Regions from separate parts of the Homo sapiens genome. Here region 1 is linked to region 2. The links are chromatin loops, found by intact Hi-C in ENCODE. Cell type or tissue: heart right ventricle. All regions are shown on one strand. Each heading gives the region's core, and the rest is flanking DNA. Links, peaks and the distances in the headings are about the cores only.

Region 1 (16,386 bases), core at 3,555-11,554, 1.2 Mb before region 2:
AGAATATCTGCTTTGTAATCTGAACATTGTAGGGAGGGATGTGATCAAGTGAATTTGTTAAGTGGCAGCATGATGCCCCATTTCTCTATGTCTCCACTATTCATGGCTTGTACCATCTCTGTCAATTGTGTATAGACACTGAAACATTGCATACTACTCTGTAAGCTAAGTTCCCTACCCTGGGTACTTCCAAGCCTATGAACTCATTTGCTAACCAAGAACAAGAGTCGCCCACCTCGAAGTGGTTTTAGAGATGAAATTTATATCATACTGAAGAGGAGTCAGGTGGTTTTAGAATCACTGTTTGGACCTTGAAATAGAAATGCTTATTCATAATTAAGAGCTTTAAAAGAAGCAGCAGCAGCAGCTGAAGACTTTTAAATCTTCTTTCCCAGTCATTCACTATGAAATCTAACTCCATTCCTGGAGCGCAAATTGATGGCATTTAGGACTTTAGTGTTTTCCAGGTATCAATAAATCCCTGCTAGTGTCTCTTAGTTTTTCTAATAGCCAGGAGGACCAGTAATAAAGTACAATAAAAGGTTTTAGTAAAAGAAGTAACATTTCCTCATATCATTAAGATACGTTTTAGGCATTCTTTTAAAATCTATTATTTGAGTAGCCCATATTTTTTACAATTAATTTTTAACCATTTTATTATGAAACGCTACACTACAAATTAATAACTCGTCATAATGCTAAATGATGAGTTAATGAGTGCAGCACACCAGCATGGCACATGTATACATATGTAACTAACCTGCACATTGTGCACATGTACCCTAAACCTTAAAGTATAATAATAATTAAAAAAAAACAAGAAAAAGAAAAAAATAAATAATTTTTAGTGTGCTATAATCATACGAAGGGATATTATATATCAATGACAATAAACAGTTACATGCAACATTATGGACAATTTCACAAAGATAACATGTAGCAAACTAAGCTAGACTTAAAAGAATACATGCTGTATGGTTCCATTTAAATTAAGCCCTAAAAATAATAAAGCTGAACTTTAGTTTTTAGCAACATGATTAGGTGATGAAATTATAAACAAAAGGAAGCAATTATTAGTGAGGTGGGACATGTACTAATGATTGATTAGAGGTTTGAGGGGTATTCTGCTATCTTACCAGTGTCTGATTACATGATACTGTTGGTGATAAAAGGTGACGGATTTGTCACAAACAAGGAGCTATTCATTTTGTTTAACATAATACTTAATCTCACAATCACTAGCTCTGTGTTCACAAGTGCCATATTATTTGTATCAAGGCATTATTAGTGAATAACCTTTGGTTCTAATATTGTAGCAGTTTACACTTTTTCTCCATTCAGTCCATCTCTGTTCACTCATGCTTTCCTTAAGTGGACATTTTTAATATTGGAAGATCCACCATTCCTTTCAAATTATTATTTTTAGTGTGTTCAGGAAATCAATATCAAGTGATAATTACTGCCAAATAGTTCTCTCGTAAATATTTAAATTATTTGATGACTGCCCAGGTAGAGAATAGGGTATTTTATTGTTGTTAAAAGTGAGACACACAGGAGAATATGTTTGGGCAATGGATCATGAGGTCAAGAGATCAAGACCATCCTGGCAAACATGGTGAAACTATGTCTCTACTAAAAATACAAAAATTAGCTGGGTGTGGTGGCGCACGCCTGTAGTCCCAGCTACTCGGGAGGCTGAGGCAGGAGAATCACTTGAACCCAGGAGGCGGAGGTTGCAGTGAGGTGAGATTGTGCCACTGTACTCCAGCCCGGCAACAAAGTGAGACTCCGTCTCAAAAAAAAAAAAAAAAAAAAAAGTAAAAAACAGTTTCAGCATTTGTGCTTAATGCCAAGCTATTCTTTCAGGAATTTCATTTGACATGTTGTTGATAAATCAGTGGTTCTGTTCCTATGAACAATAGCAAACACACCTAATCACTATGTGCTAGTCACTATATGTATGCATATATATATACACACACTAGTTACTATATGTATACATATATATATATATACAAACATATATACACATACAATATATTAACTCAGTTTAGCAAATAATTTATTAGGTGAGTACTATTGTTATCTCCATTTTACAATGGAGGAAAGTGAGGCACAGAGCAATTAAATAACTTAATAATTTAGTGGTAACACATGAACACAGAATCATGGTCTAAATTCTCTTGAAGGACAATTGAGTTTAAGATGCCCACCATTTTAAAATCAAAATACTGAAAAACAAACTGTACTTCTGTTTTTAGAAAATGTTTGAATATCTAATGCTTCCTATTTCACAATTTAGCTCATTTATTCTTGTCTACTCCTGAAGCTATTGCAAAGTTAATTTCTAGCTTTTACATTTTATTCCTAAATAATCTAGCTGTTGTGGTTTTAACAAATACAAAGATTTTTTAAAGTAAAATATATTGAGTACATTTAAGGTATACAACATAATGTGATAAGATACATGTATATATAGCAAAATGATAATTATCATGGAACAAATGAACATATCCATCATCTCACATACTTACCCATCTCCATCCCCCATTGCAAGAGCAGCTATAATCTACTCATTTGCCAACTCTCCTGAATACAAGACATTTTTATTAACTATAGTCCTTATGTTGTATGAAGGATGAACGAGTCGAAAGATCTAATGTACAGACACTTGAAGAAATCCTATGTTCTAATGAATTCAATTAATTAAATTTGTACGATATATAAGACATGACATTTTCATGAATCAAAACAAACAACATGGTCTCTGCCTTCAATGAGCTAATATTCCAGAAGGGAGAAAATTGTAAGAAGCAGGAACCTTGGGAGATAAATTATTATTGTGAAGTCAGATCATAGAAGTAGTTGCTCACAACAATGAATTCAAGTCAGAAAATAAGCAATGAAAGGGGTACAATCTCATGTAATATACATTGTGAATTTTTAACTAAAGAAAGAAAACAAACCTTTCTGTGCTCCACAATGTGGTTCCTTATGCACTACCATCATCATAAATGGCACTGAGAAGAGAGTCAAGGTAACCGCTGAGAATTTTCAGTAAGACTTACCAATGAAGAAGGAAGCAGAAAGACTAGGTATGAAGGCAGCATGAGAAGCCCATTTACTGAGGCACGATTTCAGAGGAGGTTCGTCAGAGGCTATTTTACAAGGTTCTTCATTACATTGGGTGAAGAGCTAAGGGTTAGACAAAGGGGATACTCCCCTACCTGAATGGAGTTGACCCTGGCAGTAAAGTCTGAGGTTGGAAAGCATGGTTTAGGACTCCAGCAAAGGCTGCCTAGGGCACCAGTCAAGCTCTCCTTCTTGAATCCGTCTTTTATCTTCAGACTACAGAAAAGCAGATAGAATAAATGAAGGTTTGTGGTAGAAGACAAACATGTATCAAAAAGCACTAAAGGGGCCAGGGAGTGTGCAAATGCACTAAATCAATTAGAAGTTCCATTCATAGAACCACAAAGAGACAAAAAGACATGATATGGCAGCTATGCCAAACACATAAGTAATAAGAATAATAGAAAAGAATATTATACAAACAGAAAACAAGGAATAATCAATTTGGAAGAAATTTAAGGCAAGGAACAAAAGAAAAAATCTCTATAGTATTTCTGTGTAATTTATCCTGTGGAATATTTTAATAAGATTATGAATTAAACAGGTCAATAAATGAAGAACAAGATAATAAAACAACAGACCGATGTGGTTGGAAACTAAAACTGAAAATAGTTTCATTGTAAGACTAAGGGGAAGAAAAGGAAATCATATATGAAAATTATATGAAGGGCTTGAGTTAATCACCTTATAAGCAGAGAACAAATTCAGAGATTTTTAGTAATCATGAGAAGGTGATAGATATGGAAACAGTCAACGATGACCCTGAGTAAAGATAATTGGTGACCCCTAAGGAAAAAAAATTCATTATAATGAAATGGCAGACAATTTTCCTGGAATAAAGGAAGGACTTAATATCCATTTCAAAGGAGTGCATTCAGTTACAAGAATGATACTACAATGGACACTGAGACATAGCCTGGTTAAGTTACTGAATTTCAAAGGTGTAAAAAACATTCCTTAGATATGCAAGCAGACAAAAAGCAAGTCACTTTTGTGGGTGAAAATTTCAAGCTGACCTCTACAACAATATTGAATTTCAGAAAACAGTAAAGCAATTTGTGTAAAGTGGTTGAGGAAAAGGTAAACCTAGAATGTGATGTTCAGCCAAGTTTTTGCTCAACTACATTACAACCACAAACAGACATTCTCATACATAAACTCAGCTGATCAATTTCCTCTTCTTAGTTGTTTTGCTAATGGGCTCCAATCTCTCACGGAGGTCACTTGTATGTGGGAAGATGCTGCTGTCATTCCCAAATACATAGCAACAGTAGATATAGGATTAGAAACAAGAAATGTTCAGAAAATTATACCACAATGGTTTTTAAAGTGTGGTCCTCTGACCAGAAGAATTAGTATCACCTGGAAACTTGTTACAAAAGTAAAATCTTAGACACCACCATCAAGACGTACTGAATCAGAAACTCAGGGGACGGGGTCCAGATATCTTTATTTTAGTAAGTGTTCCAGGTAATTCTCATGTACACTAAAGTTTAAGAACATTAGTGCTAGTGTATTCCTTTTACAGGTAGATGTTAACACTCAAGGATCAACATCCAAGAAGCGTCTAGACTGCCCAGGATTAGGATTTCAACAGCAGTCCTGAGTCTAGAGGGCCAAATACAACACACACAAACTCTGGGGCCAAGGCTATGTGCTGAGCTGTGTGCTGAGTTATTCCTGCAAGTATTGATCGACTTCCCCTCCTGCCTGTGAATGATTACATGTATTGAATGGAATTGGCCATTTAAAAAACAGCTTGCCATGACCAATTAAGTCCAAAGTCTTTATGAAAAACAACTGAGGAAACAGATGGCATATAAATTTGGAAATAGGTAACATGAGGGTGTAGAAAGAATGACAGAAAATGGCAAACAAGCACAGAATCACATGGGGATTATTATGGCTGTTGGGGCGATTGAAATCAGCCTTGAAATGAGCCAACATTCTGAAAGGAGCCCTTGTTACAGGTGTGATGTAGGCCAGCTGGTCTCCAAAGTCAGGGGTGCTTTCATCTGGGAAATACAAAAGTCAAATACTGCAGGTATGGAAAGAAAATATCGGGACTTTATATCCTTTAAAAATGCATTATTTGAGTGCATGATTTATAAACTACAAATTAGTACATTATAGAATAGATAAATATGCATTGAAAGAAATCCTTAGGGGCTACAAATGCGTGAATTGAAGACATTTCTTGGTGATGAAATCTAGTCAGCAGCGAAATGTATAAAAATATGAGACTATTAAAACCATTTAAATGAAAAGCCAAGGCCAAGTAATTGGGAGCATTATGGTTGCAGAACAGAAAGTGTTGTTTACCTTGAGAAAGAAAATATTTATCATACAACCCACATGGATTGGAATGTGGGAAGAATAATGATGGCTGTATTGCACAACTCCAGAGGGAGACATTCCTATAACATAAAATGTGAATTGTACATCCTAGAGTTACACAACGCAAGAACTTGAGGCAAAAAGGATGTGAGGAGAAGTATGGGAGAAATAAGTCCCTTATCATGTTTCATATCAAGTAGTCAACAAGTATTGTTTAAAAGTGAAACATACAATTGAAAGGAAATGATGGCTCTACACTTAATGATCTTTGTGTTCTTTCAGAAACTTAATATTTATATACTGATATATCGTGTATATGAATAATTGAAGTTTAAACTCCTCGTTGTCATTCAGCTGCTTCTATTAAATTCAAGTAAAAAGAAATTATATTATAGTTAAGAATAGCAAGAATTGTGAAATCTCACTTTTAGATACTTAGGTATCTGTGAGTAACTTTTTGTGGTCTTTCTTATTTTGCTGGAATTTTTAATAATATTTACCAAAAAAATCATTTTTTTTAATAAAAATCCCCCAAACAATGTCCTTTTTAGCACTGTGACCTCTCCTTCTCATGGCCTCTAGTACTCACTTTTACACTGAAGGCAATTTAGATTTATTTTGCCAGTCAGTAACTATTATAAAGCCATGAAGTTAATCTCACACTCAGCTATAAACACTAAGTCTTATTTCCAACACTTTTTCTCCATCTTAAGTTTACAGAACTTCGTATAACAAAAGCAAAATGAGCATTTAAAACGTCGTTGCATCCCTCTAATATTGAAAAAAACAGTTTTATACTCCCCAAATTAAAATTTTTCTGTCAGACCAAGGAAACAATACACACACAGGCATGCACACACACACACATATACATTTTTGACCCAGTGTTTTTGAAAAGAAAATTATAATTGAACTATATGAATAAATGGGGTTTGAATATTTATCAGGGAAAAATGTGAAACAGTAATATACCTTGTTTTAATTCTCAGTTTTTAGTATGTGCCGCACCTCCTTGAGGAAAAAGACTCCATCTCTCTGTTTTACATGAAATGTAAACAAGCTTGATTAGAGGCCCATGCACTGGCTTGATGATGAAAGTACCATATTGGAATGGCTTTCTAGAATATCAAAAAGTAATCTCAGAGCATCAGAATAGAATATTGGGATCTTTGGCCATGCAGCCTAAGGTCCTTACCCATCACTTACATTGGAATTTTGTAGATAAGTATATTGTTCCAATTCAGAAATAAATAAATATTTACTCTAGAAATCTTGGCGGGGGAGGGGGAGTCAGAGAAAGCAGCCCACTGAAGGAAGAGAAAAAAATCAATCAATACATTTATTTTATTATTTGCACTTATTTTATTATTTGCATTAAGGGAATTATGTGTCAATTATAAGTGTGACTCAAAAGTGAAGCCTCGGGATTTACATGCAGTGAACTCTCATATGCAACCAAACCTTTTGCTCACTTAATTGGTTTTAATGTTTCAACAACTATTTATATCATATCTCTTTTTTCAAGATGAGTAAATTGAAGCCTGACCTTCAGAGAGATAACAAAACTTGTCTAGGAACCCAGGGCAGATAGGAGTAGAGGTGGGATTCAAAAATTGGCATGGCATTTTTTAAAGCCCAACCTTAAACTTCTATCTAGTGGTCCCCAACCCCAGCTGCACAATGCAATCTCAGGAGAAACTTTTAACAAATCTTGACGTTTATACCAAACTTACAGAGATTCTGATCTGATTGGTCTGGAATGTGGCTCAGATATTGGCAACTTTTAGAAAGTCTTCCAGGATATCTACTATATAGATGGTTGAGAAGCAGGTCCAATGCCAAGCTATCGCACTCTTTGATGAAAAGTCTTGTAGCTCACCACAGACCCCATTCCTTTACCTTGGATCTAGATGATAAATAGTTTGCCCTGGGTTAGTTTGTCTGTTACAATGAAGACACTGGACATTCCCATTCCTCATGTCAAACATATTTATTACCCTAATAAATTTTAGTACAAGAAATGGTATCATAAGCAAACTTATCAAATTCTAGCTAATGTAAGTTCTGACAGTATTTGCTATAAAGACGGGTCCAGCATCAAAGTAAATCTTTGACTGCTGCCTTATTCCAGGTATTTTCAAGGTAGAGAGAGGGGGTGCTGAAACAATTCTTGTTAGCTTTGCATTTTATTGAGATTTTTATGAAGTTCTAGGTGTAAGCATTTACTCACATCAATAAAGACAATATTAATACAGCTGCAAACTTTTTCACTCAAATAAGAATCAGAGGGAATAAAATAAAGAACATCATTTGCTGGAAACTGAAACTGTTTTGTAGGTTAATTTTTGCCAGAGAAGCCAAACCTGTGGGTAATCAGCTATACCCTCACCAATAGGTGTCACTGCAGTAAAGAATTACTAGGTGAGGTCCTCATGTTGAGGCAGTGAAATCAGATCTAGGTGCTAAAAGTAACTAAAAATTTTTTCTCTTTCTGTGTCTCTCCCCACACACACGCATATACATATACACATATATATATACACTATATAAGTATATAGTATATATACTATGTTTATATACTATATATGTATATATACAATATGTTTATATACTATATATGTATATATACACTTACATATATACACTTACAGTGTATATATACACTTTTTGTATATATATGTGTACATATATATACACTTTTTGTATATATATGTATATATGTGTACATATATACACTTTTTGTATATACACTATATGTATATAGTGTATATATACATATAGTATATACAAATATATACTATATACACTATATAGTATATACAACTATATACTATATACACTATATAGTATATACAACTATATACTATATACACTAGTATATACAAATATATACTATATACACTAGTATATACAAATATATACTATATACACTAGTATATACAAATATATACTATATACACTAGTATATACAAATATATACTATATACGATATTATATATGTAGAGTATATATATGTATATATATACACATATATATAGAGAGAGAGATACACACAAATTGTACAAATTATCTTTTGTTACTTTTCTCCCACTTCCCTCTCTTTCCCCTTGAGTTATTTCTAAAGAGGATATCCTTAGTGTAAAAGAACGGTGGTGAACAAAGGGAATTGGAGGTATAAATAACATACAGGCACCGTTGGACCCGTGCTCTTGGTTTTCATCTGCCATACTGATGATTATTAGTGCTGTTCAATTCTTTTTCATTCTTCAATAATTGTATTTTATTTTGTATGTACTTACTCTGTACTACATGATTTTTTGAAACATATAGACATTGTGGAATGACTAAATCTGACCACTTCACATGTGCATTCTCTCACACAGTTATTGTAATGATAACACTTTAAATGCATTCTTAATATTTCTTTCTTTTTTTTATACTTTAAGTTCTGGGACACATGTGCAGAACGTGTAGGTTTGTTACATAGGTATACACGTGACATGGTGGTTTGCTGCACCCATCAACCTGTCATTTACATTAGGTATTTCTCCTAATGCTATCCCTCCCCTAGCTCCTCACCCCCCAACAGGCCCTGGTGTGTCATGTTCCCCTCCATGTCCATGTGTTCTCATTGTTCAACTCCCACTTATGAGTGAGAGCATGCGGTGTTTGGTTTTCTGTTCCTGTGTTAGTTTGCTGAGAATGATAGTTTCCAGCTTCATCCTTGTCCCTGCAAAAGACATGAACTCATCTTTTTTATGGCTGCATAGTATTCTATGGTGTATATGTGCCACATTTTCTTTACCCAGTCTATCACTGATGGGCATATGGGTTGGTTCCAAGCCTTTGCTGTTGTGAATTGTGCTGCAATAAACATATGTGAGCATTTTGTGGAAGACATTGTGGCAATTCCTCAAGGATCTAGAACCAGAAATACCATTTGGCCCAGCAATCCCATTACGGGGTGTATACCCAGAGGATTATAAATCACTCTTAGTATTTTTAAGAGTACAATATATTGGCTGGGTGCGGCAGCTCACGCTTGTAGTACCAGCACTTTGGGAGCCCAAGGTGGACAAAGCACCTTAAGTCAGGAGTTCAAGACCAGCCTGGCCAACATAGCAAAACCCCATCTGTACTAAAAAAATATAAAAATTAGCTGGGAGTGGTGGCGGGTACTTGTAGTCCAGCTACTCAGGAGGTTGAGGCTGGGAGAATTGCTGAAACCTGGGAGGCAGAGGTTGCAGAGAACCGAGATTGTGCCACTGTACTCCAGCCTGGGAGAGAGAACAGGACTCTGTCTCAAAGAAAAAAAAAAAAAAAGATACAATATATTATTAACTATAGTCACTATGTTGTACAGTAGATCGCTTAAACTTAGTGATGTGAACTCCTTAGGTAAGTAAATTGTGCTATCTGAAAACTGTTAGCACTATAGGCTATGTTTCACCATTTATATTGTAATTTCATCTACTGTTAGGGCTATAACATATGTTCTACGCTTTACATTGCAATTTCATGTACTTTTGGTCTTTCTATTATGGACTTGGCAATACTACATTGTATAATACTATATTGAGGGACTGACATGAGAAGGATGAGTGGAGTTTCTTCATAACATTCACATATATCGCCCATCAATGCTCTGCTTATTGCATGCATTCATATACCCACTAGAAAATAAGACCGACTTTGAGGAAACAAGGCGAGCCTTATCCATCTTTGAATCTACCATTGTGTCTAATAAGGTATTTTCAACTCAACATTTACTGTTTGGGACGCCTTAAACTAATTTAGGAATTGAGTCTGGTGAAAACCAAACTTAAGTCACTTCAAAACAAAAGGAAACAAGGAAGCAGGGCCCACTAGAGCAGAGTAGGCTTTCTTGCCTGGGAATCATTCCACGCACTCATGAATTGGGTTCTTTCTGGGAATGAGTAAAATAGCAACAAATCCAATTTGATCAACTCTGAAAAAGGACGCATATCTCAAGTAAGAATGAAATAAATTGTTTCAGAAAATGTAGAACCCAATATTCACATTGCATTTCTTACAGAGAAGGTGCTCACAAAGCAGAAAGCATAATTTTGAAACTTCGAGAGAGTCAAATTCTGGAATGCAAGGTTTGGACAGAGAAAATCTGAAAGAACAAGAAAGAGAAGCAGAGAAAGTGCCAGCTTGAGATGGATATAGATTATTAAATAAGGTTGTGGCTGTGTTGAGACTTGAGAAGCAGTTAGACATCCTTTGCTAGTTTGGGGAGTCTCAGTGAGAGAAAGGACAGAACCAAAGAGAGAGAGAAGAGAGAAGGAGATGGAGAGAGGGAGAGAGAGAGAGAGAGATGGGGGGAGAGAGAGAGAGAGAGAGAGACAACAAAGAATTAAACTTAAGGAGAATAAAAACAAGAAAAGGGAATGATGATGGGATTGGTACAACAGCACAAAGCCAAGACTAGTTTCCTATTATCTGAGCTAGTGGGTGCCTGGCAACTGGAAAGAACAGGAAATATCTCACAGGCTGAAGAGGAGGAGGAGGTGCTGCAGTGAGCGGCACACATGGCCCACAGAAATGTCAGCCCAGAAGGAGAGGCAATTGTCCCGCTTCCAAACACTGCCAAGGCTTATTCCTTAAGGTTAAGCTTGGAAAAATCACAAAGTTCTGTGGATATGAATCATATTTAGAACATTGTAATGATTTCTTCATCTCTCAACATGTGAACTAGTTGTTTATGGAACTAATTGTTTCTTGGAATTCAAACGTTTTGGTTTCATAACAAATACAATTTGTGGAAATATTTCTCAACGCTTCCAGATCTTATTGGAAACCACGATTAGAAAACAAATATATCTTTGGTCTGATTCCTTCTTTAGAGGGGTAACATATATACTATTTTCAGCAAAACCAACAATATAAATCATCTTGTTGAAATTCTTTGAAGTGCTAAAAAAAAAAATCACGCATCAAAAATAAAAATAGATTAAGCCAGGTGCGGTGGCTCATGCCTGTAATCCCAGCACTTTAGGAGGCCGAGGTGAGTGGATCACTTGAGGCCAGGAATCTGAGACCAGACTGGACAACACGGTCTCTATTAAAAATACAAAAATTAGCTGGGCATGGTGGCAGGCATCTGTAATCCCAGCTACTCTGGAGGCTGAAGCAGAAGAATTGCTTGAACCCCGGAGGCGGAGGTTGCAGTGAGCCAAGATAGTGCCTGGGAGACTCCAGCCTGGGAGACAGAGAGAGACTCCATCTCAAAAAGAAAAAATAAATAAAAATTAAAAATAAAAACAGTTTATACATACACTAAAAAGCGACAAGACAACATGCAGAAATATTTTTTCTTTTTGTTGAGCATAAAAGAAAGGTCCTTTGTATCAAAATATTAGTTAATTTTGTTAATTTGCTGACTGGTACAAATGAGAATGCCCAGGCTTCTCTAAAGGAGATTGAATTAAGAGATGTTTTTCCATCTCAACAGATATATTGAACTTTCAGTTTGCAGATATTTTCTAAGAAAATGAAACAAATAATGTTCATTTGCTTCTGATAGCCTGCTTTGACAGAAAACACGCAGTAAATGATTCTGAAAGAAGTGCCACTCTGAAAAATACTGGCAGTCATATCATTAAAGAAACATCGCTAGACTAATTCAGTCTCCAATTATATTTTACATTAAATGAAGGTAACTCATTATTCATTTGCTGTAAAGTCAGCCCTTTTAATACTTTCAGGTCTTTGGGGCATAGTAGTATTTTCTTAACAAACAAATATTTGCAACTTTGGTAATATACTGAACAGTACCTTACAGTGCCATAGAATCATCAATGTCTACATGTGTACCTATACACATATACATCCAGACAGTTAGCTTAAATGATGAGAATTCTAAACTCACAGATGAACTTCAGGTTATCTATTATTGTGGTCAGATTATTTTTTAGCCATCATACTACTTTTAGAAGAGCATTGGAAAATTCATTCAAAATTGCTGCTTGAGTACAATAGTGAAGGTCTAAATACTGTTGGTAAGGAAAGTGAAAAAGTGAAAAGCAGTTTTTAATTTATAATACATTTGTGCAAAACTGGGAGGAATAACATTACATTTCAATTGAATGAGCTATCAGTCTATTGAACCGTACAAATCTCCTTAATATATTTGGATCCTGTGAAGTTCATTTATGCAAGAAATGTCAAAACCCATTTAAGGGAATGATCAATGAAATGTGACAGCACCATGTAATAAATAAAACAATAGGTATCAATCACAGAATGAAAACAAACACTGAGGCAAGTTATGCAGTTGAATCCTGCCCCTTTTGTTGTATTGCCCTCTTGCCTGTGCCTAGTAGTGTAGATGAACACACATGACCACTACTTAAATTGTTTTTTTACTTTAGAGAGTGATCCATAAATGATATAGATATTAAAATGTGGGGGGGAGGGAGAACAAACAAAACAAAAACAATGCATTTTGGAGTGTCTAGACCTGGATATGAGCCCCTGCTTTACTCCTTATTAAATGTGTGGAACTGGGCAAGTCACATTCTCTCTAAAATGGAGGTAACAGTATTTGACTCTCAGTTGTTACAAGAAAAAAAAAAGTACATATGTGTGCTTGTAACTGAGAATGTTTGTCATGGAAGGTCCATGCAACTGTTGCATAATGTTAACTGGAGAATACACTACTTTTTGTATTTTTTAAGTCATTTATTAGAAAATAAATGTAAAGTATCTAACATGAAAGTTAGATGATTTTAGTGTGTTCTTGTTTTGTTTGTCTTAAAATTATTCATCTTTTCCTAGCCTCCTTGTACTAAATAAGTTGTGTAGCTGATGTTTGATGAGACATATATAAGAACATAAACTATGGGTGTGAGTTGCCTGTGCTCTAACTCTGGCTTTATCTGATTTCAAGCTGTTTGACTCTGAAGGGGTTACCTACCTTGTCGAAGTCTCAATTTTTCATCTATAAAGTACGGATAATGACTCATACAGTCATTGTCAGAATTAAATGTGTTGAGCACATATAAACATGCCTCACACATGTATTCAGTAGATGTTATTATTATCATTCTTAATGATTCCTGGAGAGTACCACAACCAAACTCACAAAGCTCATGCAAACACTAACTACAGCTAGCCAGGCTAGCTGTAGGAGGGTCAAGAAGCAATAAGGCATTTTATGCCATAGTGGATGGCAGGGAAAATTCCTCTAACTTCTATCTCATCAAAGTTCTATTTACAATTGCTTTTATGGAGGAAATCCTCATAAAAGTATATATCCCAGATGTATTTATGAGTGCATTATTTGGTCTCAGGAGTTGAGCAGAAGTACAGTAACTTGAGACTAATTTAGAATTGTTGATTTTGAAAAGTTTCAGATGGAGCCCAAACCTGTCTCTGCATATAAGTTACACAAATGATTCTAATAGAGTCAGCCTTGAAAGCCATTATGTTATTGTGTACCTAGAATATGTTGGTTATGGTAGGTGGTAAAAGATACAAATACAATTAAAACTGTCCATTTCTTCAGAGAATCTATTAGAGAAAGGCAAAACAAATAAATTACACTGCTATTATTGAGACCTGTGAATAAAAAGATTTTTTAAAATTCAGAGAAAAATACAAGTAACTTTTTCTAGAATTTCAGAAAACATTAAATACCTTGTGAATGCTATGGCTAAAGAACAATTTTTCAAACAGATTCTGTGGAAGAGAGGGTGTGCCAAACATATGAACTGCATCTGTAAAGTATGGAGGCAGATGATCTGATGACTTATTAAAGCAATCTCAAGTAATAAAGTATACTGAGAAAGAAGTATGTCTATGTATGTGTAACAGACATTAGTAGTTTATAAACAGATAAGGGACACAGTCATAGAGAAAACTGACTACTGTATGGAATAGATAGTTAATTCACTTAAGGAAAGAATAGAGCTGGAGGCCTAAAGGAAGCTGTTTAAAAGCTTGGAGAATACCCGATTAAGCCCTGACCTAAGATGGCAGCAATGGAAATGATGAAGAGAGAGCAAATTTTAGAGATATCTCAAAGCTAGAAATGGCATGACCTTATGACAATGACAGTGCGATGTTAAAGTAGAAGTTCAGTATTTTTATTAAGGAAGAGGATAAATGATATATAAAATACTGAGAGAACATGAGAGAATCACCAATTTTAGAAATAAGTGTGCATTTACTATCTTAATCATGAGGAGCTTGTTACTAGAATTAGGGCACCTCTTCTCTTTAGCTTTCTCCTGAGGTCCAGAGTAACTTGGGGAAGGCAGAAATAGTTTGGCCTAAAAATATATATAGAAACTTACAGAACACTGCCACATATGGGGCTGGCAAAGTATAATCCACACTGGCCACAGAGAAGTAATCGTTTAGAAATAAATGTATGAGACCAAATGCTATAGAAACTTCATATAACTCCTGCAAATTGTACCCATAGCTGACCCATAAGGCCATGATAATTAACACTGAGCTTTTGAAGATACAGCCCGGTGAGAAAGAGAGAAAAAATAAATAATTTAACATGCACAATGCTGGGAAACTTTAAAAGCATATGTATGTTATTGTTCAGTATTCACCTAAATTAGAGTTACATATTCATTTAGTACTTGCATTTAAAAAGGTCTCATTCAGGTCCAAACCACCGTATTTATATTTTTATATCAGAATAGCTGAGTCTCTCTCAGAAGTTTGCAAAACAAAATAAGCAAGAAAAAATGAGGAAAAATAAAGCCATTCAAGTCAATTTGTTGGTTTAACAAAAGGGAAGATAAGGAAAGGCATCATAAAGCTGTTAAATCATAAAATTTCTTTTACATAAAGATAGAAAAGCTCACTTTGGACCAAGTGTTCCTGTCTATCTACTTCAACGTAATTCTATTTGAATATTAGTGTTTCTTATGACAGAAATGAGAATTCCAAGTCTTCACCTCTTCAACTTTAATTCATTAATAATTCCTAAGTAAACCTGGAAATATTTGGAGACTTGAATTTTGGTCTATTAAACTGTCTGGGAAGGTGACATTTAAAAATATGAATGGATGACTTAAGTAGAACCCTGAAAAAAGCAATAGGTAATGCTGATAAAAAACTGCACTGCAAGAAACCAATCCAAAATGAAAAAGGAAAGAAGGAGACACCAAGATGTCAAATAATAGGAGTGGGCGGTGCTTTCCCTAGATGCATTGGAGTTCAAAGATGAGTTATTTATTTATTTATTTATTTATTTTTTTATTGATCATTCTTGGGTGTTTCTCACAGAGGGGGATTTGGCAGGGTCATAGGACAATAGTGGAGGGAGGGTCAGCAGATAAACAAGTGAACAAAGGTCCCTGGTTTTCCTATGCAGAGGACCCTGCGGCCTTCCCCAGTGTTTGTGTCCTTGGGTACTTGAGATTAGGGAGTGGTGATGACTCTTAACGAGCATGCTGCCTTCAAGCATCTGTTTAACAAAGCACATCTTGCACCACCCTTAATCCATTTAACCCTGAGTGGACACAGCACATGTTTCAGAGAGCACAGGGTTGGGGGTAGGGTCACCGATCAACAGGATCACAAGGCAGAAGAATTTTTCTTAGTACAGAACAAAATGAAAAGTCTCCCGTGTCTACCTCTTTCTACACAGACATGGCAACCATCCGATTTCTCAATCCTTTCCCCGCCTTTCCCCCCTTTCTATTCCACAAAACCGCCATTGTCATCATGGCCCGTTCTCAATGAGCTGTTGGGTACACCTCCCAGACGGGGTGGTGGCTGGGCAGAGGGGCTCCTCACTTCCCAGTAGGGGCGGCCAGGCAGAGGCGCCCCTCACCTCCCGGACGGGGCGGCTGGCCGGGTGGGGGGCTGACCCCCCCACCTCCCTCCCGGATGGGGCGGCTGGCCGGGCGGGGGGCTGACCCCCCC
Region 2 (16,386 bases), core at 5,318-13,317:
TATATTTTTCACTGGAGACATACTCTTTCTTCATGGTGTGTGATCCTGGTGGGATGGTCAGTCAGGGTATCCTGGCACCCCTGCCAAGAAAAGTTGAAGCAGATCCTTCCCAAGTGTCCCTTTATTCCTTCTACCTGGGTCCTTGGGGCTTCCCTTATTTCTGCCTTGTCTGAGACTCGTCTGGATTTTTTTTTTCCTTTGATATGAGCCATCTTACATATTTCTAGTAAATTCTATTCTTAGTTAAGTCATCCAGAGTCTGTTTCTATTGCTCATAAAATTCCTAATTACAACAGTTGTAGTACACACCTCATGGAGGCAGTGGGAAGACTAAATGACATTTTCTTTACATAGCAGTTAGCTCAATACCTAGTACACAGTAAGTGCTCAATAAATATCAGTTGCTCTTACTACCACTACTGCTAATAATAATAACTATGAATACTATAGTATAAGACAGATTTGGCCAGGGGTGGTGGCTCACGCCTGTAATCCCAGCACTTTGGGAGGCTGAGCTGGGCGGATCACAAGGTCAGGAGATCGAGACCATCCTGGCTAACATGGTGAAACCCTGTCTCTACTAAAAATACAAACAATTAGCCAGGTGTGGTGGCAGGCCCCTGTACTCCCAGCTACTCGGGAGGCTGAGGCAGGAGAATGGTGTGAACCCGGGAGGTGGAGGTTGCAGTGAGCCGAGATCGCGCCACTGCACTCCAGCCTGGGCTACACAGCAAGACTCCGTCTCAAAAAAAAAAAAAGGCAGATTTAGCAGCCCCCAATAAAGAAACGTGGTCGTCTGTTTCTGATCAAGTACTGTAATTACAGCACTACATGAATTAAAAATCTAATATAAGGATTATTTCTTTGCTGTACTGCACCTCTTTGAGAGAATGGTGATCCCATTTATTTGTGGGTTTATATGGATCTATAGCCTCAAATAAGTCATTTCAATATTCCCAAGTACTATTACTACACAGTTCACTATTTAATAACTAGGTGCATGGTTATACTATTTAATAGTTGGCGAGGTAACTAGCTGATAGAAAGAGACTAATCGGGTTGCCTTACTATAACAATATGAAGAAAAACTGAGAGAAAGAAAACTGCCCACCAAAAACTCTTCCGTAAGGCAGAAAAGTAGTTCAGGTGAGCAATTACATTTACCAGCCTTCCTTGCATTCAGGGGTGATCGTTTGACTAGATCTTGCTAACGGAATGTGAGTAAAAGTAATGTGTATCAATTCTGGTGTGCCTTCTCCTCATAGCCTTCCCACTTCCACCGGCCTCATGAAAAGGACTTTAAGACCCTAGGATATGGTAGAACCAGAAGACAGAAAGAGCCTGGGTCCCCATGTTACCACATGGAGGAAAGCTATCTGCCTACTAACCAGGAAAACCCACTGTATTACACAGCTGAAATTTTGTGGCTAATTTGCTGCACCAGCTATTACTCTAACAAATACAAAAGTTTAATTCCTAATTTACACATAATTACAAATCTTTCTCTAACATAGCCATAATTTAGAACAAGATATAAAGGAATGGTGCTCAACAGCAAATGTTAAGAAATTCCTGAGTAAGCTTCATACATGATTATTATAATCAGCTGACTCCAACAATGTGATTCTTAGAGACAAATGGTTCTTTATTTTTTCCCACACATTGAGAACTATGATAAATTCCTAGATATAATAGTGAGTATCCAATAAAATGACAAAAAGATAATATCAATGCCTCTTAGGAAGAAGAGGGGAGATATAGCTTGCTCCCCATGACAGTTCAATTGAGAATCCTTTCTTGGCCCAAGTATATTTTTCCTCAATCTATTCTAAACAATCAAAAACGTGTCTAAGAAATATGTATCACAGCAGTACATCAGAGCAGCTTTGCTTCAAAAAGCCTATAGGCTGCCTTGTTTTGGCCTATACCCGTTTGCTTAAATTTTTCAGAAAGGAATAATTCTTTTTGGACATATTTCTATTTAACAATTGCAACATCCCTCCCTTTGGTATCTTTTCAGTTTTCATTTCAAACCATTTATTTGAATCCAGGACTATGAGAACCCCCTGACCATCTTCCTCCAGTCAAAACATTTCCTCAACATCTGCTTTTACTAATTTGCTAAACTTGTCTCCAGCCTCTGAACTTCAAAGAATCATATAAAAATATTTACTGAATTCTTTTAGATGATCCTTTAAGAGGTGAATATTGATTGGACTGAGTCCTTTCTTTCCTAAATCTGCATTTTAGACACATTTTAGAAATGCATTTTAGACACATTTAAATAGTTTTCACATTTAAATAGTTTTCAAACAGACAAAAAGTGGTTTCCTCACATTATGCAACAAAAACTTTAGGTAAAGTAAAATTCTTGTTAATTAGAAAAAGGAATGGACCCATGGAAGAATTCAGGATGTAATGCAAGTAAATATTAGTAGTTAATTATTCTGTTTTTTTTTGTTTTTTTTTTTGGCAGGGTGGTGTTTTGTTTTGTTTTGATGAAAGGATTTAAGGCATGAGCTTTATTTGTTTAATTGCATGTTACTCAGTTTACTGGAAATTCCTGAATGTTTTATAAACTAGAAGGCAGCAGGACATCATAAAGGATATTAATAGTGTATATATCAAAAAAATTCACATTATTTCCCGGGAAAGGAAAGGGTGGCATTGATAACAAAGGCAAGCAGCACTCACCGAATCACAGGCTTTCATTCATTTCCACAGGTAATGCTATGGCAGCTTTCCACTCTGTTTATCTCTGCTGAATGTAAATGCAGTTTAATAAGCATTTTGAGTGTCTACTATATAGAAGGCCATGGATATTAAAAGATGAGAAAGTCATGTTCTCAGCCTTCAAGGGGTTTCTGGTCCAGGCAAATAGATGCAATAAAAGGAATTAAATTTAGGGTGATGAAAAAGTTCTGGAGATGAATAGTGGTGATTGCTGCACAATAGTATGAATGTACTTGAGGCCACTGTACTATGCACCAGAAAATGGTTGAGATGGTAGATTTTATGTTATGTATATTTTATCACACACACAAAAAGAAGGAATTAGAAACTCTCTCCTCTCCTTCTTCTGTCAGAGAAAGATGAATCAAAATAAATCAAGTGGCACCAGCACCATTCCTTGGGCAAGAGAATTAGAAGCCAATGTGTGTGTTTTTCCCATTTGGGATGCTGTCAGGTCTAGGCAGATGGTAAACACTCAAAGGCATCTCAGCACCATCACAGGCTGCGTATTGTTCCTGAAGGACAAAGTCAGAGTCATGCCAGGGGGTAATGTTCTTTCCTGGAAATGTACTGACTACAGTGTCTCTGAGGAAAATTAACTAATGATTTTGAAAAGTGTACCCTCTTTAGAGATGACCCAGTAAAGGCAGCTGCTGGGCTTCAGCTCCCACAGAAGGGCAGGGCCAGCTTCCTGGGCATGAGACCAGTGCAGTCACACAGGATGCCATGCTGAGAAGGGCTCCTGTTTAGGGCTCTGCTGCCACTATCTCAAAATTGTTAATAATTTTTTTAACAAGAGGTTTAACATTATCATTTTACACCAGGCCCAGAAAATTAGGTAGGTAGCAAGTCCTGCAGAGGTGGAAGGACACAGCCCCTTTCTGTCCAGAGCCTTCATGAAGGGCAGAGAAGGGTAATGCTCAGAAGGATGCAGCCTCAGACATTTTGCAACATAGGAGAAGCCAAAAGAAACCCAGAGAGAGAAATCTCCCATGGAAGGGAATAGAGTTGTCTTCTAGACCAAGACACCAAAAAATGGGATTGCATAATGTGTGTGTGTGTGTGTGTGTGTGTGTGTGTGCGTGTCTGTGTGTGTGTGTCTGTGTGGCAGGGTATGAGCCCAGTCAGGGGTACAGGCAGCATCCACATCACTAATTTGAAATGCCTTCCCTTAGGAAGTTCCCAGTTAACTAGAACTTTGACCTCTATAAAACCTTTCTTAGAATACTCAAACCTTCAAAAAAGATCTTATATACTGACATTAAAGTAAGTCATGTGGGTCTGGTGAAGGCTAATGGAGCTTTCCTTCTGAGCTCCGGTGTAGAAAGGCATTGTTGCTGACCTTCCTGTCTACTCACACTCCAGGCCTGCAAGAGGCCTTCTGCAGTAATGGAGACTCCCTAATGTAGGAGGGACCCAAGACGCTCCGAACTTCATGACTCACCCATCCCATGTGACGATTTCCCCATAAGAAGAAGGAAGGACTCTAAGACCCCCAGTGTTGTGTTGACATATAGATTATGGCATTATTATACAGTATAATTATGATTTCTTCTTGTGCTGTTTGAAATTTTTTATCATAGATATTTGTGAATGGCTTATTGAACCCTGTCAACTCACTGGGATATAAAGGTGACTTTTTTTGGCAGTAGCTATTCCTAGATGTCTTATATAAGTAATGCCTTCCTTCATATAATCTTGACCCAGTTCCATAAGTTTTAAGACACTCTGACTTATACAAACAGTACCCTTTCTGTTTCCATGATTTAGTCCTATTTATTTAAAAAACTTCAGTAACACATCTGATTCAAATCTCTTCTCTCTACTCCCACCCCAGCCCCAAGCATACGCAAGAGCTTTGATTTTACTCCTCTGAAGTGGAGGGTTTGACTTCCACACCTCTCCTCTCCTCTTCCTCTACCCACTGTTGCTTGCTACCCTGTCAGGGTGTGGCTGAGGGAGCAAGAAAGGAACAAAAACTACCCTCCTGACTGGGCCGGTCTTGACTGATTTGTTGCAGTCTTGCCTTAGTTTGGTAGTATTAATTGCTGTTTTCACTCATTGTATATACACTCAGGGCAGTTGGTATGGATGGCTGGTTACTCCAACATGGCCCACTGGTAAAAAGCTCACTACCCACATCTGATTTTCCCCAATTCCCTGGCAAAGCAGACATCCCAAAAAGAAATAAAAATGATAGTTACCCTTTTGGAAGGTTGCCCTCCCAACCCTTTTTTTTTTTTAATGGAAATTCTTTCAGGACCTCCTCTTATCCTTGGGGAAAGAAAGCATCTTCTCTCCAAAATGTGAGTGAGGGGATAGACTTTCTTCTTGTGTTGACAGTGTGGAAGGAGGGTGGTTGGTTGTAGAGCTGGTTTCTGTATTTGTTTCCATCTTAAGCCTGAGGAGTGGTAGCTGAACCACCTGTTGGCTTTGCTTTGAACTAAAAATGTGGGATTTAGCCATTATTCTGGTACAATCTGACAGCTTATTTGTTAACACTTGTATTTTCTTTATTAAAAATAAAAAATTATAATAACATATGGCCTATGAAAATATGGTATAGGTATACACAGAGAACACTTTCATAGAACAGCAAAGGGCTACTTCCCCAATCCTACAAAAGGAAGGATCATGAACAATTTGCTAAAGAAGAGAAAGTCTTACCTAAATCATAATCGGAAAGTAGAAATTATCCTACTGGAAATGAAGAGGTAGAGGAAGGTTAATCAACCTTGGCAATATTGACATTTGGGCCAGATAATTCTTTGTTATGGAAGGGTGACATTCTTGGACTCTATGCACTATGTGCCAGTAGCACCCCTCCCCAAGTTATGACAAACAAAAATGTCTGCAGATGTTGCCAACTGTCTCTTCAAGGGACAAAATTGTCCCTGGTTGAAAATCACTGGGGTAGAGTTTTATAGGTAGAGGAAAAAATTGTAACCAAAGGCACCAGGTATGGAACAGCATGATATTTCTGAAAACTACACATAGTTCTATATTACTCAAGTACAAAGTGCAATGCCGGGCATAATGGGAGATAGCAATGACAAATATGGAAGCCTGATAATGGAACATCTGGTCGGGATTGCAGATGTTATGGAATGGCATCCCTATGGTGATGGTAAGTCTCAGAAAGGGAATGACACAGTCAGATTTGAATTTCAGACAGATGGTAAGAGGATATGGGAAGAGTAAGACTTTTGGCAGCTGGACCACTCAGGAGCTATGTCAGAAATCAAGATAGAGATGAGAAAATGCACCTGAACTGGAGGAGTGGAAGGAGGGACAGGGAGGGGCTGAATTGTATGTAGGAAGCCTGGGTGGATGGTCCCACAGCTGAAGAAAAGAGAAGACAGAAGGATGGGCTTTCACCTTCCTTGCTGGGAAGAAAAAAGTTTGGAAGGGTTGAGTTGTGGGTGTCTTCTTGTTGGTTAGTTTAAGAACTTAGCCTATGGAAATCTATTTCATCTTCATAGTTTTCTGAATTTTCCAATTCAGAATTCAAATTTTCTGGGAATTCAAATGACAAAGACACTTAGATTTTGATCCCTATCACCTTAGGTAATTTATTCAACACACAAAGCATCACAAACAACTCAGCTGTGCTTTGTCAAAACAGAATTCCTCATTTCAAATGCCATTGTGACAATACTTGAACATTGGTCAAACTACCAATGAAAAGTTGTCATGGTTTTGATATTATCTCTGGAGGGCAATTAAAAAAAAAAAAACATGGGAGGGCCAACGTACCATAAGGAGAAGGATGTGGGTCCTTTCAAAGAAGCTGATACAAAAGGCTTTGCCCTAGGTTGGCACTTTATCCTAGAGAACATGGCTACAACCTCCCTTTGATACATTACAAATTAATTCCAATGGAAACTGATTTCTGAACAGGAAAATTATGGAACAATGGTATAGATATAAAAGCAAAGCAATGTTGTTGTAGAATAGATGAGCAAACATCATCAGCATTTTTAATGCCCTACACAGGGTGAATCTTTTATAAAGAGATTTGTCTCCTAAATAAACTTCATGGTAAGCAACCCAGAAAGTTAAGTTCCCTTATTAGCCTCTTTTTCTGTTCTTCTCAATGGCCCAGATCTTTTAAAGTGATAAGCAGCAGTTGATAAACAGCAGCTAAGGGAGGACAGGAAATGGGCAGAATTCAGCTCTAGTGACATAAATCTCCACATGCAAATCCCAATCCTGGATATGTGGCTACAACAGTGCCCCCAAATGACACAGAAAAGCATTTGTCTGATTTCTTTATTTAAGTATATTTTTCATGTGTTACCATTATAAACACATAAAAAAGGATTTCATTTCCTACTTGACATATTCATTCCCAATGATTTGCATGTCCAAGTGAAGATCTGAAAACTCTCCAAACAACCCACAATAACATGAGAGGAGGAAGGAAATGAAGAAGGTAGGGGTTGAGGAGGGGTTCGGGGTTAAGAGCAATCTGCATTTCTTTTTATGTTCCGTACTTGTTTAACAGGCTATAATCAATATCACTACTGATTTTGTTCCAGCTAAGTTGCAAGCACAGCTGGTTTCAGCACTAGGAAAACTGACTACCAGATTAAAATATTATGTATAAGTTAATGTAAGAGTGCCTATATTTCTTAGGCATCTCTTAGTTAATGGCATCTGTGTTTCATTCTTGGTTGCCCATTGCAAATTGCTTCACTTTTCTATATAAGATAGTCCTAATCAGTAAAATGGGAATAATGTAGCCAGCACCATTCTGTGAGTATAGGCAGCATCTGATATTAAATTTGACCCCTTTATAAATACCTCTAGAGCAAAGGCAAAGTATGGTCCAAGGACCAGTGGCATCAACCTCATCTGGAAATCTACTAGAAATTCTGAATGACAAGCCCCACATGAGATTTTTGAAATGAATCAGAAATTGCATTTCAACAAGACACTTAAGTAATACTGATGGATCAAGGACCACGCTTTGAGTAGCAGTGCCCTAGAACCATGCTGCTGATCTGCAAAGTGTTCCTAGTCCATTACTAGATGAGTACAGAATTTGGGTGTAAGGAATTAAAACATTTATAGTCATTTGACCTTGTGGTCACATCCAAAGCACATACACAGTGAAGACTCATCTCCTTCGATAGGAATGGACCCGGGGAGGCTTCAGGCCTGATGTGGTCAGTTGGATGTGACACAAGTTGCTATCAGTCATGGACAACAGAACTACACATCGTCATGATGGATTTTTTAAAGGAAATGAAAGAGGGAAAGTAGCCTATCACAGTGTCTGAAAAGCACTACTCTAGAGCATGGGTCAGCAAATTTTTTCTATAAAGGGACAGATAATAAATCTCTTAAGCTCTGTAAGTCATAAGGCCTCTGTCACAACCATTCAGCTTCATCACTGTAAAATGGCAATGGGCCATATGTAAGGAAATGTGCATGACTGTGTTTCAATAAAACTTTACTTATCAAAATAGGTAGAGGGTCAGATTTGGCCCATGTCCTGTGCTGACTCCTAATTTAGAGGACCAGCGTTAGCCAAATACAATGCCACCAGAAGATTATGCTGAATCCACTTGATCCAATACAAACCCTTACCTTTAAGAACTAAGAAGGAGATAACACACCCATCCCCCATCCCCTACTTTTGTCAGTGATTTTCCCTACTTGCAGTGGCCATAGCAGAAACAGAAGCTTCTCTGCTCCTTGTGTTCCTGTAATAGTGGGAAATCAGCCAGGACGAGGCCAAACACACGTGGACAACCCTCAGCTACTATCCTAGCAAAACAAGAGGATGAAAAAGGAAATGTCCATAATGGAGAAGGAAAAAAATTAATTCTCCCTTTTTCTAGTTCAGGGTTCTGCAAACTATGGCCCATAAGTCAAATCCAGCCTGCTGCCTATTTTTGTGAAGAAAGTTTTATTAGAACAAAGCTATACCCATTCATCTATATATCACCCATGGCTACTTTTGAGCTAAAGTGGCAGAGTTGGGTAGCCGCAACTGAGACCTTATGGCCTGCAGAGCCTAAAATATTTATTATTTGGGTCTTTACAGAAAAGTTTGCCACCTCTGCTGTCGTTCCTCATGCCATGACTGGTAGCCCCTTGTTCTAGAGAGCTACCAACAAATGGATAAGATGTAGGTTTCTATGTTACCATTAATAGGACTGTTGCCAACTGCTTCCACTGGAAAAATCTTCCTCTGCTAAACAAACCGACACAGAAAGGGAGGCTTCTTGCTGAGTTTCTCTCAAGTTTCTTAATGGCTTTCAAGTTCCTTTTAAGTAGGTTATTTTACTGTTAAAAACTATATAGACAGAGTTACTTATTTATGAGGCAGTCTATTAGTCATGTAAAGGCAGGAATAACTTGGTGCCTTTTTACATTAAACTCATACAAAGAATATTAAAAGCCTTGACAAGCTAAAAGCTTGGCAGGGCAGACAACATCAACCTTGCATCTAGACCTCTGGAACAGTCCCAAAGTGGGTGAAGGGAGCAGGGAGAACAGTTGCCAAACAAACGGGGTCTCTTTTTTCCCAGAGAATTCAAGACTGTTTTTGTCAAAGCTTCAAAGAATAGAAAGCATATTAAATACATGGAGCAAACTTCAACAAACAAAACCTTCCGGCCTTTGAATTCATTGTAAGTAACACTCCTAACACGGCAAGAAAGTAGGCTGTGACGGTTTGGGTGAAAGCAGAAATCCACAAAAAAAGCTCTGTGTAACATGGTGTTAACAAAACACAGTTGTTTCACTTTAGAGAGTTGGAAAGAAGCAAGTGCTGTATCATTGACCAAATCTTCTGCAGTGGCTCCTTATAAATACTACTAGTGCCACCTTCTGGTCATCTGATTCTATGGCAGGCCTCCTGTCACAAGGCCTCACTTTCCCCAATCCAGCAAATGATGTGTATTGTACAATCATGGACTCCTACAAAAGAGATCTGCAGGGTTCTCTAGAGGTCGTTACAGATTACAGACCGCCCAGACCAAGCTGCACTTTTAAGATTTCATATACTTCAAGACAATGGTTTAGCCTCACTGGAAAAACCACGAACATTTCCACTCCTAATTCTTGGCTCCAAAAGCTTGAGAACTCTCTGTCAGCAAGAGAAATACAACTATGCAACTGAGATTTCACTCCCTCCCAGCTCTCCTCACATCCCCAGAGACAGCCAGGCAAAGGGCAAGTCACTGGAGAAGACAAGAAGTAAGTCACTATTTGGAGCCACTTTCCCCAGACAAGGAGGAAAGGAAGCCCAACACCACTCAGAATTTGGACCATGTTTCTTTAGCCAGGATGCCATGCCCGCCCTGGGAGTATTTTGGGGGCCAAAGAATGGTAGGAAAGCTTGTTGCTCTTCTGTTTTGTAACTCTTGCTGCAGAAATTTGATTAAATAAATAAGCAGAGGAAGCACCCAAAAACTGCTGGGCAAAGCCCTCCTACACAACGCAAGTATACAACCGACCTTATTCCTCCCAGAACAGGACCTCTCTATCCTCCCTGTCTTCAGGTTCAGTCTCACACATTGGATCGACAGAAGAGCAGGACTCAGCTGAGAGGCTTTGAGGAGGAAGACCAGGAAGGGAAGGCTTAAAGCATGACAGGGAGGTACAGCCCAGTGGGAAATACAGAAGGGCCTCAGGGGAAAGGGAGTTTAGCTTTCTCCACCTTGACAGAAATGCAGTCCTAGCCTCCCTGTGCTAAATCCTTTTGCTTCTGATTTGAAAAACATTCAGCTTCCTGAAAAGAAAAAGCTATCAGAGGCCTTTTCTTAATCCATCTTGCACATCCTCAGAGTTGATGTCAACAAGCCACAAAGGGAGTTCCTACCAGTCCTCCCTGGGCTGAGTAATGAGGGCAATGAGACAGGGCTAGTATGGTCCCGGATCCCCAGGGGAGGGAGCGGAAGGATGTTCATGGGGATCCTCTGGGCTCTGTCAGGAAGAGGGAGATCCTCTGAGGAGACAAGGCATTTGTCTCAACGAAAAATGGTTGTACTGGGGGTAAATGTCATACTTAATTAAGCCAACCAATGATAAAGGAAGCAAGCTGCCATCTCTTTGGAGTGTTTGAAAAACAGTATTTGGGCTTAGAAGATATTGTTATGATTTATAATTATAGCTTCAATTTATTGACAGACACTGTTTTCTTAAATCAGATTGGCATTTGTTACCTCTGTTTTACTGATAATGAAACTCAGAAATGTTCAAGGTCAAAGGGAACAGGGAAAAGAAAACCTAGCACTGTCTCCAAAGCCTGTACTCTGTCCACTCTGCTCCATGCCCCCCTTCTTTAGAGCAGGTGGTTTTCTCTCACAATATAAAGTCTAAAAATGAGCACCTGTATTGAGTTGTCTGCATTTCTGGAACAAAGAACCTGAAACATGGATTTCCACACTGGGAGAATTGCAGAAGTGTTCCTGTGGACAACTGACTCCTGACCTGTAAACTCCCAACTGAAACGGACCACGGGCTTAGGAGCTGGCTTTAGCAACAGCTCTTCTTGCAGCCAGAATAAAGCCACAGTAGCTATCCTCTGCCAAGAGTCTTAGTTCAAGCTGCATAGATTGGGTGGGTTATAAACAACAGAAATTTATTTCTTGCAGTTCTGGAAGCTAGAAATCTGAGATCAGGGTGCCAGCATGGTGAAGGGCCTCTTCCAGGTTGCAGACTGCTGACTTCTCATTGTATCCTTACATAGAAGAAACAGGGCAAGAGAGTTACCTGAAGTTCTTTTTATAATGACACTAATCTTGCTCATGAGTGCTGTACTCTCATGACCTAATTACCTCCCAAAGTCCCCATCTCCTAATACACTGCAGGTTACAATTTCAATGTGTAATTTTAGGAGGACACAAATATTCAGCCCATTGTACCAAGTTAGCGGGCTGAAAATGCACTGCTCATCTCAGCCCCACACAGTCATCATCTCATTGCCATCTTTTTCTGTGTCCTTCACTTTTTACCTGGACTTCACTAGGGTGAGAGAAGAGGTCATGATCTATAACAGGTAGTTGTTTTACCCTTGTCCCTGATACACAGTGTTATCAGCCACAGTTTTTCTACAGCAGACACCAGCAGCTCGATGATCCAGACAGATAAGAAACATCTCCACAGTGACCAGAGAAGACTCCAAAGACAGCACAAACACCCAGACAATAACTCATTACCATACACTGGCATCCTTGAGTCTGCCCTCGCTGATACCCATATAGCGCCTTAGGGAGCAGAAAGTGGAGGGGCAAATCCTTGGGAAAAAAAAAAGAAATATCCTTTTCTTGTAAGAAGTTTGAACCTTGAATTTAAATGAATACTTATCTGAAAGACACTTGAGCTAACCCAACAGAGTCTATTTAAAAACCAAAGAGGCCAAGTTATCAAGATACCAAGAACTGACAAGTTTTCGATTGATTTTTTTCTTGCTACTGAATGGAATATGGGATTGAGGACAAAATGAGAGCACTTATAAGAAATAAAGGATACTACCTTTTTATTTTGCATATTTAAGTTGTAATGTATAAATGTTGTCCGATTTTTACGTGTGTGTTTGTACGCATGTTTTATGTGAAATAGCTCCTTTTTGACAAGGTCAATCTGGATTTCAGTAAGGCATTTTTTTTTACGTTTCCCATCATGTCTTTGAGGACAAGATGGAGCAATGCAGGCCAGTTGGTAAAACACTTATGTGAACTCTCGTGCTGCCTATATTTTGTTCCTCTTTGGACACCAAATTTTCAGGGAGACATTAGCAAAGTGGATTTCCTGTAAGAGAATAACTGGTTTAATGAAGAATCTGGTAATCCGATCGAAGAAGGAATGGATATTTTATCTTGGAAAAATGAAGACTCTGGGTGAAGTAGGGTAAAGGGTATGCATCCGTGATAAAGTGGAATGAGTATCTCTGGGAGGCAACCAAGGTTCAAATCATGAATTTTTCTTTACTACAAAATGTCCTCCCCATACACTGTATGTATTATAACTCTATGGTTCTCCACAATATCTACAGGGCAGGTGAGCAGTGCAGGCTGCTGGGAGACACAGAGCCAGAGCTAGAGAAAAGGGGGTAGATAGCAAATGTAGGAAATGTGGGAGAAGAATCAGCAGCCCCAGGGAGGAGTTAATAGTCACAAAGTAAGTCCATATTCCACATATGCTATCTCTGGTGCAAGTCCAAATGGAAGGCAATAGGGTTCTATCACAAAGAAGTACAGAGAATGTGGCTTCAGAATGGTCAAGTGGGGCAGAGATGGTAAGACAGCCAAATCTGGTGCAGGGCTGTATCCAGGGAAATCAGTCCAGGAGATGGTGGCAATGGTCATAAACAGGCCCAACCCCTAGATATGAACCCAGAAGGAACACAGCTGGAAACCAATACCCAGCCATCCTGGTGATAAGGGAGATATCCATATCCCAAACACCGTACTAACAGAGCAAGACAGGGAGAAAGCCCATGAAGAAGGGGATTAGTCTGCCTCAGGGGAAATACAGAAAGCTGCCCCCTTGCTAGGCCTATTGGACCATGGACTTGCCTGAAATTCCAACTTAGTATGATAATTCCCTTGACTTAAATGTAAATGGACCTTAAGTCTTTCTTACCATAATGCCTGTAATCTCAGGAAAAATAGTTTATTAAACCATTTCAATGTATTAACACCTTAATGAGGCTAAGTTCCAGTAGTGGCACTCATTTCCAGTAGTGGCAGCTAGCTGGGATCCAAGTAGATTAGGAATCTGCTTTGTTTAGCTTAGATGACTGGCTGGGAGGGCCAAACGAGGGCATTATGCACTGCCTAGGGCGAGAAGACCTTTGCAGGCAGAGCAGAGCAAAAAGGAGCCCAGACTGCTGAGTGGCCTGAGAATCCTAGGTATCTGGGAGCCAGGACAGGTGGAGGATGAAGCCCAGGAAACAGGAGATTGGTAACAGAAGGGAATGTGTGAGGGCCCTGAAGGCAAACCTCATCTACATGACAGTTCAACTGAGAGCCAGGCCCACCCACTGCTGCTGTATTTCACATCTTTCTGACAACAGCAAAATGCACATGCATTCACTCAGCAAATTTATTCGATCATTTGAAAAATTGTTCTTAACAGAATAGCTGAAAGAAACCACTTGTTCATTCATGAAACATAGTCTCCAAGATTAGACAGCTTTTCTTGAGGTCCTTAAAACTAAAAAGTACACATTTGCCTTTTGCAAAATGCAAGGGCCAAACTCCCTCCACCTATTTTTCATACTCAGGACCCAGAAAGTAACTAGAAAATAAGGGGATGGAGGCAGATATCCAGCAAGCCAAACTAAATGCTCCAAAGTCAGTGTATTAAACATATGCACTGGAATTACATGTAAATCACTCAAGTTTTCCTTATCTTAAAAATATAAAACAACAGGGAAGCCCAGGAATCTCTTCAAATTAGGTATACTGATTGTTTTAAGAAGTAACAGTTATAAGACAAAAATAGAAAATATCATAAACCAAGTAGAAAGCTAACAACCTAGGGTCTTCGGTACAGAAGGAAAGAGCTCTAGTTGTATCAAAATCTTGAGGACATTGGAAGATTAAAGTTCACATTTCAGGCTCAGTTATTTAAAAAAGAATGAGATTAAATGATTGTAGGAATACTTACCTCCATTTAAGCCTAACAACCTTTACTATCTGCATCCCATATTGGTGCCCTTCTAGTAACTGAAATTATTTGGTGTCTTAGATTGTATCCCTGGACGGGCTAGAGTTAATAAAGTTAGGCCGGGGGCGGTGGCTCACGCCTATAATCTCAGCACTTTGGAGGCCGAGGCGGGCAGATCACGAGGTCAGGAAATCGAGACCATCCTGGCTAACACGGTAAAACTCCGTCTCTACTAAAAATACAAAAAAATTAGCCGGGCGTGGTGGGGGGCACCTGTTGTCCCAGCTACTCAAGAGGCTGAGGCAGGAGAATGGCATGAACCCGGGGGGCGGAGCTTGCAGTGAGCCGAGATCGTGCCACTGCACTCCAGCCTCAGTGACAGAGTAAGACTCTGTCTCAAATAAATAAATAAATAAATAAAAATAAAGTTAAACAATTACTTAACCCAAGTCCTGGACTGATGAGAGGCAAATAAGGTGCTATACTCAGAAAAAAAATAAGGAAAGGTTTAATATGCTATGCAAGTTCAGCTATGAATAAGACACAAGTATCTCTCAACAAATATGAAGAAAGAGAGTTTGTTGGCTGGGCGAGGTGGCTCACATCTGTAATCCCAAAACTTTGGGAGGCTGAGGCAGGAAGACTGCTTGAGCTCAGGTGTTCAAGACCAGTCTGAACAAGATGGCAAGACCCTGTTGTTACAAAAAAAAAAAAAAAAAAAAAAAATTAGCCAAGTGTGGTGGTGTGCATCTGTAGTCTCAGCTACTTGGGAGGCTGAGGCTGGAGGATAACTGGAGCCCAGGAGTTCAAGGCTGCAATGAGCCATGTTTGCACCACTACACTCCAGCATGGCTGACAGAGTGAGATCCTGTCTCAAACAATAATAATAATAATAATAATAATAATTTGCTGTAGAAATAATATGGTACAAAAAGATTCCAGAGGAAAAGGACTGGAATCACCAAACTGACCTAACTACAACAATCCCTCACTTTGAAGCCAAGGAGTAGAGTGCAGAGTGTGAGAGCACAGAAGCTCCTGACCAAATCCTGTAGTCAGGACCACTGGGTAAGGGTTTTATTCTAACTCACCTACCAAGACCTGACCCTGACTTAGGTATTTCCCAGAGAGAATGCTATTGTCTGCATGTTTGTATCCCCTCAAAATTCATATGATGAAATGCTAATCCCCAAGACAATGGTATTAGGAGGTAGGGCCTTCTGGAGGGCAATTAGGTCATGATGGCAGTCTTCACAAATGGGATTAATGCCCTTAAAAAATGAACCCAAGGGAGCTCATTTATCCTTCCCACCATGTAAGGATACAGTGAAAGGGAGCGATCTATCAACCAGGAAATGGGCCCATATCCAACACCAAACTTGCTGGCACATTGATCTTGAACTTCCCAGCCTCTAGAACTGTGAGTAATCCATGTTTGTTGTTTATAAGCCAGCTGGTGTAAGGGATTTTGTCCTTTGACTAAGAGAAGTAACACACACAGGTCTGAAAAGAGCTCATTCCACCCACAGTGGGTTCATACCAAAGACACACCAGCTCACAGAACACCATTTGTGAAAGGATTGCTGAGATTCCTAGGACTCAGACAGGGAGGAGACTATTTAGTATACTCTATCTCAATATACATTTTTAGAAAAGCCTGTATGTGGAGAATGTTCAATATATTGGTTTCAAAGGTGTCAACAGGGGAATTTGAAAATGATCAAGTACTGAGAAAGTACATTTTATTGACCAAGCTAGGCTTTTTACAAAATATTTTTCTCAATAAACTATCATGGAAAACAGGAAAATCATGTTTTAAAATAAGATACATTTTGGGACACTTGGTAGACATTGATCTTTCTCATTTCCATTATGCTGTCTTATGCCTTTGATTTTCATCTGAGAACTTATCCCTTGCTCTCTTACAGTCCACTGGATGCTTCAGGTCTCCAGCCCAGCCCCAGGAGAGAAGTCAGTGACCCAGACCTAAGTCAACCAGTGCACAGCATTTCCCCACATCAG

Evidence for each region. Peaks named below come from ENCODE experiments on the same cell type or tissue, not always from the same donor. Only the 100,000 strongest peaks of a DNase experiment are listed, where the experiment ranks them.
Region 1: a loop joins it to region 2, with 4 times the contacts of the local background. A loop is called at or near these places in 11 of 110 quality-filtered maps.

What each region holds. Positions count from the first base shown.
Region 1 is chr5:117,583,281-117,599,666 of GRCh38, forward strand. No RefSeq gene overlaps it. Among named protein-coding and RNA genes, the nearest start is that of LINC02147, 140 kb to the right of the region's middle. In heart right ventricle, for the core only: a CTCF peak has its summit at 7,856 (motif pointing right); no DNase peak of the experiment used is centred there.
Region 2 is chr5:118,782,648-118,799,033 of GRCh38, forward strand. No RefSeq gene overlaps it. Among named protein-coding and RNA genes, the nearest start is that of MIR1244-2, 180 kb to the right of the region's middle. In heart right ventricle, for the core only: CTCF peaks have their summits at 9,584 (motif pointing left) and 9,802; no DNase peak of the experiment used is centred there; H3K4me3 peaks cover 478 bases; H3K27ac peaks cover 602 bases.